2 separate regions of the Homo sapiens genome follow, and region 1 is linked to region 2. Evidence: read pairs that join two places in POLR2A ChIA-PET (ENCODE). Cell type or tissue: OCI-LY7. All regions are shown on one strand. Links, peaks and the distances in the headings refer to the core of each region. The heading gives the core; the rest is flanking DNA.

Region 1 (5,389 bases), core at 183-5,182, 72 kb before region 2:
GAATTACAATCACCTTTTCATTTAAGTTCTCACTATTTTGTGTCTTATAATAGTTGGTGCTTTTCTTGGTCACCAGTATTTGGTACAATCACATACAGCCTAAGTTTCTCATTGGCAAAAACCTTGGCCATTTTTATCTTTACATTCTCATCCAAGTATCTGGCACAAGATAGTCAATAAATGCTAGACAAAAAGAAACAGTCCAGGTTCCTGGCCAGGTGCGGTGGCTCACGCCTGTAATCCCAGCACTTTGGGAGGCCAAGGCAGGCAGATCACACGGTTAGAAGTTCGAGACCAGCCTGGCCAACCATGGTGAAACCCCGCCTGTACTAAAAAAAAAAAAATACAAAAATTAGCCTGGCATGGTGGTGTGCAACTGTAATCCCAGCTACTCAGGAGGCTGAAGCAGGAGAATTGCTTGAACCCGAGAGGTGGAGGTTGCAGTGAGCCAAGATCACGTCACTACACTCCAGCCTTGGCGACAGAGCCAGACTCGTCTCAAAAAAAAATAAAAATAGTCCAGGTTCCCCTTCCCCTCTATCCAGACTTTCACACTTTACAATTTCAAACTTTAAGAGTAACCTACCTTCCATGACCACCTGGAACCTCCAGTGTACAGCTTCCTTCATTGTTCCATTAATTCCGAAATGTCACACTAGGTGATATAGCAGTAGGTACCAGCTAAATAGCTGATTAAAATAGAATTATGGTTATTAGTAGTCTTAAAAACTTCTTGTGGCTTATCTATCATACCTACTTTTAAAAAATCTTTAAGTGCTTTATGCACTTTCCCCTTCCCTCACCCCTCCCTCTTTGGTTTTCCTTGACTGTTTGTGCTTTTCCATCTCAGTAAAAGGACCTCGGGGAATTTAAAATTAACTAGCTCTTCTCTGGACTTGTGATTATATTGTCTGAGTTTGGCAACAAGAAAATGTGACTATCCCTAGGTACCATCATTTGCAAGCATCTCTTTAGTCTACGTACCTCTACTCCATCGCTGGTTTCCCTTTGCTTCGATTATATAATGCGAGGAGGTCTATATAATAAATTCAGGATTCCTGTTTATGCACTTTTCAGCAAAGAGCTAGGGATCAAATAGGGTTTCAATCCTTCTATTCATAGATAAAAATCTGTGATGGGGATCAAGATACCCCTTTAAAAGTCATGTTAAGATATACACTATTCTTTGGGTAAGCAGAAGACCTTAACAAGGAAAGTAGAAAAATTAAAATGATTGCTGTAATTCTGATTTTTAGTGGTCCTCTAGAATAAAATAAGTTTTGGAAGTAGGTATCTTAAAATAGTCCAGTAGTCATCAACCCAGGTCAATATAATATACCAATATCCTCCACCACCCAAATACTGGTATTTTACACAACTTATTTTGCACATTAAGTTCCATTTTAAAATGTTTTAAAATGTTTTCTTAAAAAGGAAGCTGTTAGAACAAAAAAATTATGAAGATGGTTTTCAAAGTATTACATTTAAAGTTCATAATGTGAGCACTACAGATGTTTTACAAATATTTTTCAGTGCTTTCAACCGTTGCATTTGCCGTACGCTTCCATGTTCTAGAATAAGGACATTTTTATGTTGAGAAGGCTACACTGATTACATTAATAGGCAAATACTAATTCTGAGAGAGGTTTCTATTGTTCACTTTAGAAAAATGTAGGTCAATGTAATGGGTGATATCTGTTCTTAATTATTCTAAGAATTAAATCCTGTATGTTATCAGTCACCTATTATATGGCACACCCTCAGGGGGTATCAATCATTCTTTGCATATACTGGTTTCTTAAAGGGTAAGTTTCCATAGAAATGTTTCTTCATTTGACTTCTACCCTGAAGTCATGTGAAATAAAACATATATGCCTTACCATCTAAATTCAAAGCTTATTTTTGAAATGAATGTTTCCTTTTCTGTAATTTTATGATTTTTCTCAAATGAACAGAAATGGTAATGAAACCACAAGTTGCCTACTCTTTCGAAACCATTAAATTGCTTTATTTGTGAGTAGACCCATATTTCATTAAGCAAACTCTGATAGCTACGTCTAGAATCAGAAGAGCCCAAGCCCTCTCATTTCACCGAAAGACATTCTGGAGCGTATAGTGGGGAAAATAAATTTCCTCTGAAGTCTTTTTCAGGGAAATGGAAAATTACATATTCTGGACTGATACAACCAAAACTCACACAAGCTCTCCCATTCCTTCAGTCTTGAATTTACTTCCTAGTTGATTTTATATACTTCAATATATGAACTAATCACTTCATTATCCAAAAGGATGTCAAGCTATTTTCCAAATTTTCATAAGCTAGTAAAAATATGTATTTCTGAATTTAGTAGAAATGAAAAAGATTTTGGGCAACCAAGGACAGAAAGGTCTCCTATGCACTGTTTTACATTAGAACATTGTAAGGAAGTACTTACACTCTACCAAGTAGGGTGGATATCAAAACAAATGTATTGCCAAAAGTTAAAAGATGAAATCAGAAAAATGATCTAACTTTGAAAAGACTCAGGTCTATTTTCACATACACCTGTAAACCTAAGCAAGAGGACTGCCAATTGCTAAGAGCACACAGAATACACACTTCACCTCAGATATGCAAGAGAAAACACCCTTTTTTTTCTGTTACAGAGACTCTGTCCATCTGATTACCAATTACTCTCTTCCCCCATCTTTTAAAAAGAGTCCTATTTAAAGTGATTCTGGAAGCCTAACATAACTATTAAATGTACAAGCAGCAATTAATTTGGAATACCTATTGGAATCACTGGAACATTTAGTTGGGCCCTTTAACTCTTCCACACAGCACATTCACATGGACAGACTAAGGAAAAGGAGATGAAATGTAAATCAACACATTTGTTTGCTTTACTTTTCAAGAAAAAAAAAAAAAGTTATGTTGGAATCTTTTTTTCTTGTACGTGACCATGACTCTCCCAATCTTTAACTACAAACAACTGATACAGGATACAAGCTGCCTCAAAAAATTCCTTTGTTAGTTGACATTTAAATAAGCCCCAATAACTCTTTAGGTATCTCTATATATGCTTTAACTTTTATAGCATTAATGTCACACTTATAAACTGGTGTCTGTACTAGCCACGTCTATTCTTGGTGTTTTAAAATTTTTAAAAATGTCTTGGCTGTCACCAATTTGTGGCAATGCTTTAAGTGTTTGCAACGTATATTTTACCAGACATAACTTATTTTACTTCCTGTAAGGTTCAGAATGGAACTGTTAAAGGAATAGCAGGAAAGAATATGCCCCAATAGTGCAGCACTTCTCTGTCAGATGTAACTCTCCAGCCTGTGATCTCTGCATTATCCTTCATTAATGTAGACAGACTGGACATGCTCATGAGTAACTATGTCATTGGCACAGTATGGTGATCATAATGGTGCAAAAAAACCCTGAATCTTTATAGAAGACATTTCTCTAGAGACTAGCCTACATTGACATTTACTTCACTTTCAACTACAGTACATAGCTTCTTATGCCCAGGATTCAGCTTTAAAAGCAAAGCCCCTGCTCAAGACCTAAGTATATGCTGAATCCTGGCATGAAAAATAAAGTATCCTAATCAATAAAAATTAGGTAGCTACAAATTGACATGATTACAATCCCTGTCCTAATTACTTGCCTAACCAAGTAGTGATTACTGATGTCCTGGCCCATCATCAACATGTTTGCCTACCAACACTAGGCTTACAATCAATAGATTCTACTACATAGGTGTTATATTTTCTGAATAATTCTAGGTTAACATTATGAATATCCATTATGAATATCCATTATGAATAACCCATCTATCTATGTCCAATCTACTATCCCTTAAAACTATTATTAAAGACTCCTGGGGCAACTAATGAAAATTACTTCAATCATTTATATTTTTAGTCAATTGGTTAGGATGTGAAAGCATAGTCCTGCTCAATAATGTAAGCATATCATCTATTTCCCACCTAACCTCTTTTCTGAGACTGTGCTATTTCTGCATGACTTGAGATTGACATAAGTGTGACGCCAAATAAACTAGCACACATATTAAGCTAAACATAATGAAAACTAAATATTAAGATGAATTGTTTCTGTTCAATTTCAAAAATATACCCTTGGGGACCCCTGGTTTTTCATCTACTCCAACACACTCAAGAGATATATACTACATTAGTAGTATAGCTCACTTCCAAATTCTCAAGGGCTTATTCTAATTAACAAGTTTAGTAACAAAGGTTAGTAAGACAAAGGTCACTCCAACATGAGTTAGCTGGACAAAGTACTTTTAATGCTTATTTTACAAATATGTACCTGTGGTGCTAATACTAGGCAAAGAAAACAGGACGATTCAAGAGCAGCCTATGTAACTACCAACTCAAGCACTAACACTAGCTAGATCACCTTCATGCTTTAAAATTTAAAGTTATGGAGTAGCTGTGCCCACACCCCCCCCCAAAAAAAAGCTTTAATAAAGGCACTGCAGCGTTAACTAAGTTTTAGGGTAAATTTAGGCAATTAACAATTCGAAGAGACTTGTGGTTTATGTATTAGTAATTCAAATTACTGTTTTAGAGATCTCAGGTAGTTAACCAATTCTTGCTCAAAGCACTAATGTTCAGTCCCTCACCATTTATGCTGGGTATGAGTCCCAATGCATGGGTATTGCAACCTATTGTCAGGCCTTAACATGTATGTGTTTGCTTTTATTATTACTAAAATGTTAAAACTTAAACCCAATTATTCACCAAACTCTGAACACCTCAACCTCAGAGCTCCAGAATTAGGAATGAATGACAAAGTTTAGACTCTAATCATTTTAAGAATGTTAGGTGGGAAGAAATGGCTTCAGATGCAGTATTGTGTTCATCTTTCCAGGGGAACATCTCAAATGGGTATTCTGAAGCAGGTTGAGAAGTAGATAAAATTCTCTGCTACAAGTTCCATCCACTTTTTTTTTTTCAAGAGACCAGGTCTCACTATGTTGCCCAGGATGGTCTCAAACTCCTGAGCTCAAGTGATCCTCCCGCCTTGGCCTCCCAAAGTGCTAGGATTACAGGCGTGAGCCACCACACCCAGCCAAGTTCCATCCACTTTTGAAAACAAGACATTTATGTATAGGAAGAGAATTATGGAAACACTTTGTAAAACATCCATTTATTATATCCAATGCTAAACACTACCACTTGGACTCTAAGATATGTTTATGCCTCTCTGTTTATTCTAGTTTTTTAAAAATCAAATATACAAGATCTACAATTATTTATATCCAAGATGTCTACACCACTGCCTAAGAAGCTATTAAAATATTTGTATTTGTGCAATGGAACCCATTATTCACATGGTCCTAGAATAAAAAGTCAATTTATATTGTGAATA
Region 2 (5,389 bases), core at 79-5,078:
GAACCCGGGAGGCGGAGCTTGCAGTGAGCCGAGATTGCGCCCCTGCACTCCAGCCTGGGCGACAGAGCGAGACCCTGTCTCAAAAAAAAAAAAAAAAAAAAAAAAAAAAAAAAAATAATAATAATAATAATAATAATAATAATTAGAGTCCACCTAAGGTAAGAATCTAGGACTCATTTTTGTATTGAAATTTCATTCCTTGTAATTCATATTTTTTCATGTGATCCCTGAAATAAATTAAAAAAGAAAAAAAAAGGTACCAGTGCTCGTAAGTAGAAAGTGGAGAACTAAACGACTCCAAAATGTGCAATATGTTGGGCACTGGTGGCCAGCTGGTAAAAATCTTATGAGAGTTGCGGGTTTTCGAAATATATGTAATTTAGTTATCTGTCAAAATGAGATCCGCATCTACATGGCTTTACCCAGGAATGCAGAATTTGAGACTGGAGCGTAGGGAGGGAGAAGCCTATGGGTCTTGGGTTTTCCGGAATTGGATTATAAATACGAACAGGTTTAAAGAAATAATGAGGCCGGCAGCGTGTGCGAGGAGCCCCGCGCTTCCTGGGCACCACGCGGCGGGACCCGGGGAGGCAGGCGGGGACCCGGGGAGGCAGGCGGGGACCCGGGGAGGCAGGCGGGGACCCGGGCAGGCAGGCGGGGACCCGGGGAGGCAGGCGGGGACCCGGGCAGGCAGGCGGGGACCCGGGGAGGCAGGCGGGGACAGGCACCAGCCCACTTGACAACTGCGCGCACCGGCGCAGCCGGCAGCTCGGGGGCGCGCACACCCACACCGCGCCACGTGCGCGCGGGGGCTGCGGAGACTACCCGAGCCGCGTGGGCGCGTCAGAGCCACCTCCGCTCTCTCTCACGTCGCCAGGGATTCTTGACGGATGATTCCGCTGTCAGATGCCAGCTTGCCTCTGTCACACCGTTTTCCTGAACGCAGTAGCCATGTATTTGAAAGCCGTGTCATGTGTGAAACGAGTTTACCTTGTAGATTAGGATAAACAAAGATTCTCCGTGCTCATCCAAAAGTCCAAAGCCCCCTCCGCTCTGCAATTTCCACTTGTTATATGCAGAACTATTCTCACCTCGGGAATGTGATGGTTTTATAACTGTGGGGGCCCAAATGTACTGACTAGGACTGTTTTCCCGCACTCACCATGAGGAGGTGTTCAGTTGGACATGTGCCTAAGGATTTTTGTTGGCTTTTTATTTAGTATTTGCTCATTTTGGAAAAAAAAGTACAAACTACCTTCGAGCTGGGAGCTACACAGAGAGGCTTGCTCAGATTCAGATTTGTTTTGGTATGTCTGTTTCATAGGCTGCAGACTTCCTACTGTGTCACATCCAGTGCGCATCATACCTGCTGGGGTGTCTCTCAGGGATGTTAAGATTGATCAGTGGGCTCGGATCCTGTCAACCCGATATGTCCATTATAAAGTTCTCCTTCAGCTCTTCACCTGTGGTTTCAGCAGCCATTGATAATCATTGCTTAGATACTTCATTTCATTAGAGGTTGCAAAATGGCAATATTTTAATTTATCATTTCTTTCATGTATCAGCAGGATCTTTTCCCATCAATTATTTGGCTACCCTAAATACAGTTCATACAGGAAGGGCAAAATAAATACTTGATCCTTACTCTTTATTTTTGGAATAAAGAGTTGTTTCCTTAGCACTCTCCAAAGGTGACCAATCCATCTATTTTTGGAGCATTACTCTCAACCGGTGGATGTTACCATACTTGATGTGTCTTAATATGCTACAGTATTTATTTACTTATTTATTTGATGGCCCAAATACCCCACTTTCAGCCAGGGCTCCTGTAGCCTTCTGACACAACCATAGAAGTCTTTGACGTATTATGAAAGACTATGTAATATTCCAGGGGTCAGAGGAAGATATTAAATGACATCATGGGGAAGCAAAATCAGCAAAATTTAGAAAGTGAGAAACTCTACAGCACGCATCATTCAGTTTCTTCAACAATAGATTGCAAGGGGGTAGAGAAGGAGGGCGTGAAACTCCTCTAGGGTCAGAAGAGACCAAGAAACTTCAGACAAAAGCAACATCCGGACTTTGTTTGGATACTGGTATTTTTTTGTTTTTTTTTTTAGATTGTAAAAAAAAGAGTTAAGGAGATGGATGATGGTAATGGTTGCACATTATGAATGGATTTAATACCACTGTTTACTTAAAAATGAATAAGATGGTAAATTTTATGTTATGTGTATTTTACCATGATAAAAATAATAAATTAAAAAATAATAATTTGGCTGGGCACAGTGATTCATGCCTGTAATCCCAGCATTTGGGGAGGCTGGGGCAGAAGGATTGCTTGAGGGCCAGGAGTTCAGGACCAGCCTGGGTAACATAGTGAGACCCTGTCTCTACAAATAATTAAAAAATTAGCCAGGCGTGGTGGCACATGCCTGTGGTACCACCTTTTTGGGAGGCTGAGATGGGGGGATTGCTTGAGCCTGGGCGATTGAGGCTGCAGTGAGCCAGGATCACACCACTGCACTCTGAATGACAGAGCAAGACCCTATCTCAAAAAAAAAAAAAAAAGCAAAAGTAAAATAAAATAATTTATGAGAAAATCAAGGAAATTTGAATGCTGGCTGGCTTTTTGATGATATGCAGGAATTACTATAAAAATGCGTAGGAGTGGCAATATGATTGTGGTTATGTTAAAAAATATTCTTTCGATTTTAAAGACGCATAGTGAAATAGTATAGATGAAATTGTATCTCGAATTTGTTTCAAAATAACCTAGTGGCAGTAAGGAGAGAAAGTAATTGTGGTATGATGGATAATCATTGAAGCTGGGAGATGGGTACCTGGGGGTTCACTGTGTTCATCTGTCTGGTTTTATATATGTTTGGAAATTGCATAATAAAAAGTCTAAAATTTATTTTAAAGTACAGATTACCCTAGAAGGAAGCCGAAGAGGAACTGATAGTGGTAGAACTACACAAACTCCATAAATAAAGTCTTGCCTAATTCAGACATGTGCTACCACCTGCCAGCTGCAGTGGTGGAGTAAGAGGAAAAGCCCAGTGACTAAGCAAGGAGAGTAACTGTCTTATATTATCGAGGGATGCTCCGGGCCTGTGCTAGGTGCTTTGTATGCTTTTAACTCATTTAATCCTTACAATAGTCTTATGAGATAGATACTATTATGTTAGTATAATATCCACACTACAAATGGAAAAACTGAAGTTCAGAGAAGCCACTCTCTTCATAAACAGCAAAGATAGGCTTCAATCCATGTGGTCTGGCTTTGGAGCCAGTCTACTGATAAGAGCAACATAAGTAGCTCTTAATAGATGCCAGCCCTGTTTTAAGTGTTTTGTGTCTATTAATTCATTTAATACTCACAATAACCCTATGAGGAAGATACTCTCATAGGACCCATTTTACAGATGAGAAAGTTGAGATACAGGCAGGTGAAGTGACTGTGTAAGATCACACAGCTGGCACACGGCAGAGCCAGATGTTAAGCTGGGAGTTTGGGCTCCACCCCACCCTGCTGCCCCTCACATTATTAACCACTGGGCTACAGTGACAGCTAGCTATGCAGGCTCTTTCCTTCCTTAATAAACATTTATTGAGCACCTGCAAGAGGCAGTCTCTGTTAGAGGCGCTGGGATATGGTGATGAACAAGACACATTTTGCTTTACCTTCCGGTGACATACAGTCTCCCAGTCCCTGAATCTCTTAGGAGCTAATTTAGGAGATGAAGGGGTTAAACTCAGAAGCTCAGGCTACCGTGTTGGCACTTTCTTGTTTTAAGCTGAATTGGCCAGAGGGTGATGCATGCCTGTAATCCCAGCTACTCAGGAGGGAGGATCACGCAGGAGTTCCAGGCCAGCCTGGGCAACAGGGCGAGACTCTGTCTCAAAAAAAAAAAAAAAAAAAAAAAGTTGAATTGGAAAGAGCATTGGATCAGCAGCCCAAGAAGGGCGCTTCTGAACTTGAAAATGTCAGAGGTAAGGCTGTGAAGGAAGTTGCCTGTGGATCCTACTGCTCTACCCACTGGGTCCAGTAGGTCCCTTTCCGCTAGACACCATTCTCATTTCTTTCCTAGAATCCTCTCTCTCTTCTGCTGGGTTCTGTTCAACCCCAACTTCTTCTCTGCTTCGGAGCTCAATGAGCTCCTCTTCTCTGAAATCTCAATGCCCTTGTTGGTTGCACTAATCAATTCAATACTTAATTATATACAAAGCTTGATTGTTATCCAATAATTTTACTACGTATGTCTTGCCTCCTCACTTAAACTGTACATATTTACAAGACAGAGACTAGGTCTTATACTTCATTGATATTCTCCCAGCAAGCCCCAAGCCATGGAGTAGGTGCTCACTACATATTATTTAAATGAATAAGTCATATTTTCAATAATATTGTGTATGTTAGATGACAATACATAGAATGATCAAGAGCACAGACTCTCTCTCTTCATAGTTGTGTGCCACCAGGCAAGTTATTAACATCCTTTATGCCTTAGTTTTCTTATCTGTAAAGGAGGGATAATAGTTTCTAATCCACGCACATGGAATTCTTAGCCTGGCGCCCAACGAATGTTCAATATATGCTATCAGTCAATATTTTTATTATTACTACAACTGCCTAGTAAAGTAAGATTAGATTGACTAACCAGAGCATTTCTCCTACATGTGACGTCAAATTAAATCAGAAGTTTGCTTGATGAGCATGATTTGGTGAGCATGATTTGGTGAGCATGATTTGGTGAGCATGATTTGGTTGGCTGTGGAGGCCGTGGACTGTAGCGGAGCAAGAATGGGCATTAAAATCTCACCTCTGACTCTGGCTGTGAGACCTTGGCTTTCGTGAGCTTCAGTTTGTTCATTTGCAAACTGCAAATAGTAACAGATATATCCCATTGAGCTATCGTGCGGGCCAGATTTAATGAATGTAAAGCACCTAGCCTGACACAAAATGGAACTTTGATAAACCATTCTCTAAATATCATCAAGCCCATAGCGTCCCTCCCTACAGAGACCGTGTCTGCTTAGTAGATGAGACATTTGTGGTTGTTCATTGACTCCTTTTTTTCTAGAAAGTTCTAGTCCTCTAGAGACTCATTGTAATACCTTTGTCCCTCTGAATTCTTGGTATTTAACTATACCTCCTCCTGTTATATGCACCCAGGGTAATATGCCTCTGGCACATGGTAGGCACTTAATGAATTTATGTGGAATAATTCAGCAACTTACTTTTATAGATACATACAGACTATCCCTCTTCTATGAACTCATTCTTTCTCAGTGTATCAAACTACCAATCTGCTGAGCTCATTCACAACATTTTGGTGCTTCTTAATGTTCTCAGAGAATAACTTTCACTCTAGTGCTGGCTTCT

Evidence for each region. ChIA-PET counts read pairs that join two places held together with the same protein. Peaks named below come from ENCODE experiments on the same cell type or tissue, not always from the same donor. Only the 100,000 strongest peaks of a DNase experiment are listed, where the experiment ranks them.
Region 1: POLR2A ChIA-PET joins it to region 2 with 6 read pairs; 12 of 35 experiments call an interaction of 5 or more read pairs at or near these places.

The regions. Positions count from the first base shown.
Region 1 is chr1:244,846,018-244,851,406 of GRCh38, forward strand. It overlaps HNRNPU (heterogeneous nuclear ribonucleoprotein U), which reads right to left. Exons shown (of 14, transcript NM_031844.3): 14 at 4,280-5,389. Among named protein-coding and RNA genes, the nearest start is that of SNORA100, 5.5 kb to the right of the region's middle. In OCI-LY7, for the core only: no CTCF peak of the experiment used is centred there; no DNase peak of the experiment used is centred there.
Region 2 is chr1:244,918,131-244,923,519 of GRCh38, forward strand. No RefSeq gene overlaps it. Among named protein-coding and RNA genes, the nearest start is that of DRC8, 49 kb to the right of the region's middle. RefSeq lists a silencer at 514-873. In OCI-LY7, for the core only: CTCF peaks have their summits at 569 and 770; DNase peaks (open chromatin) are centred at 791, 2,011, 3,041, 3,501 and 2 weaker places; H3K4me3 peaks cover 3,458 bases; H3K27ac peaks cover 4,300 bases.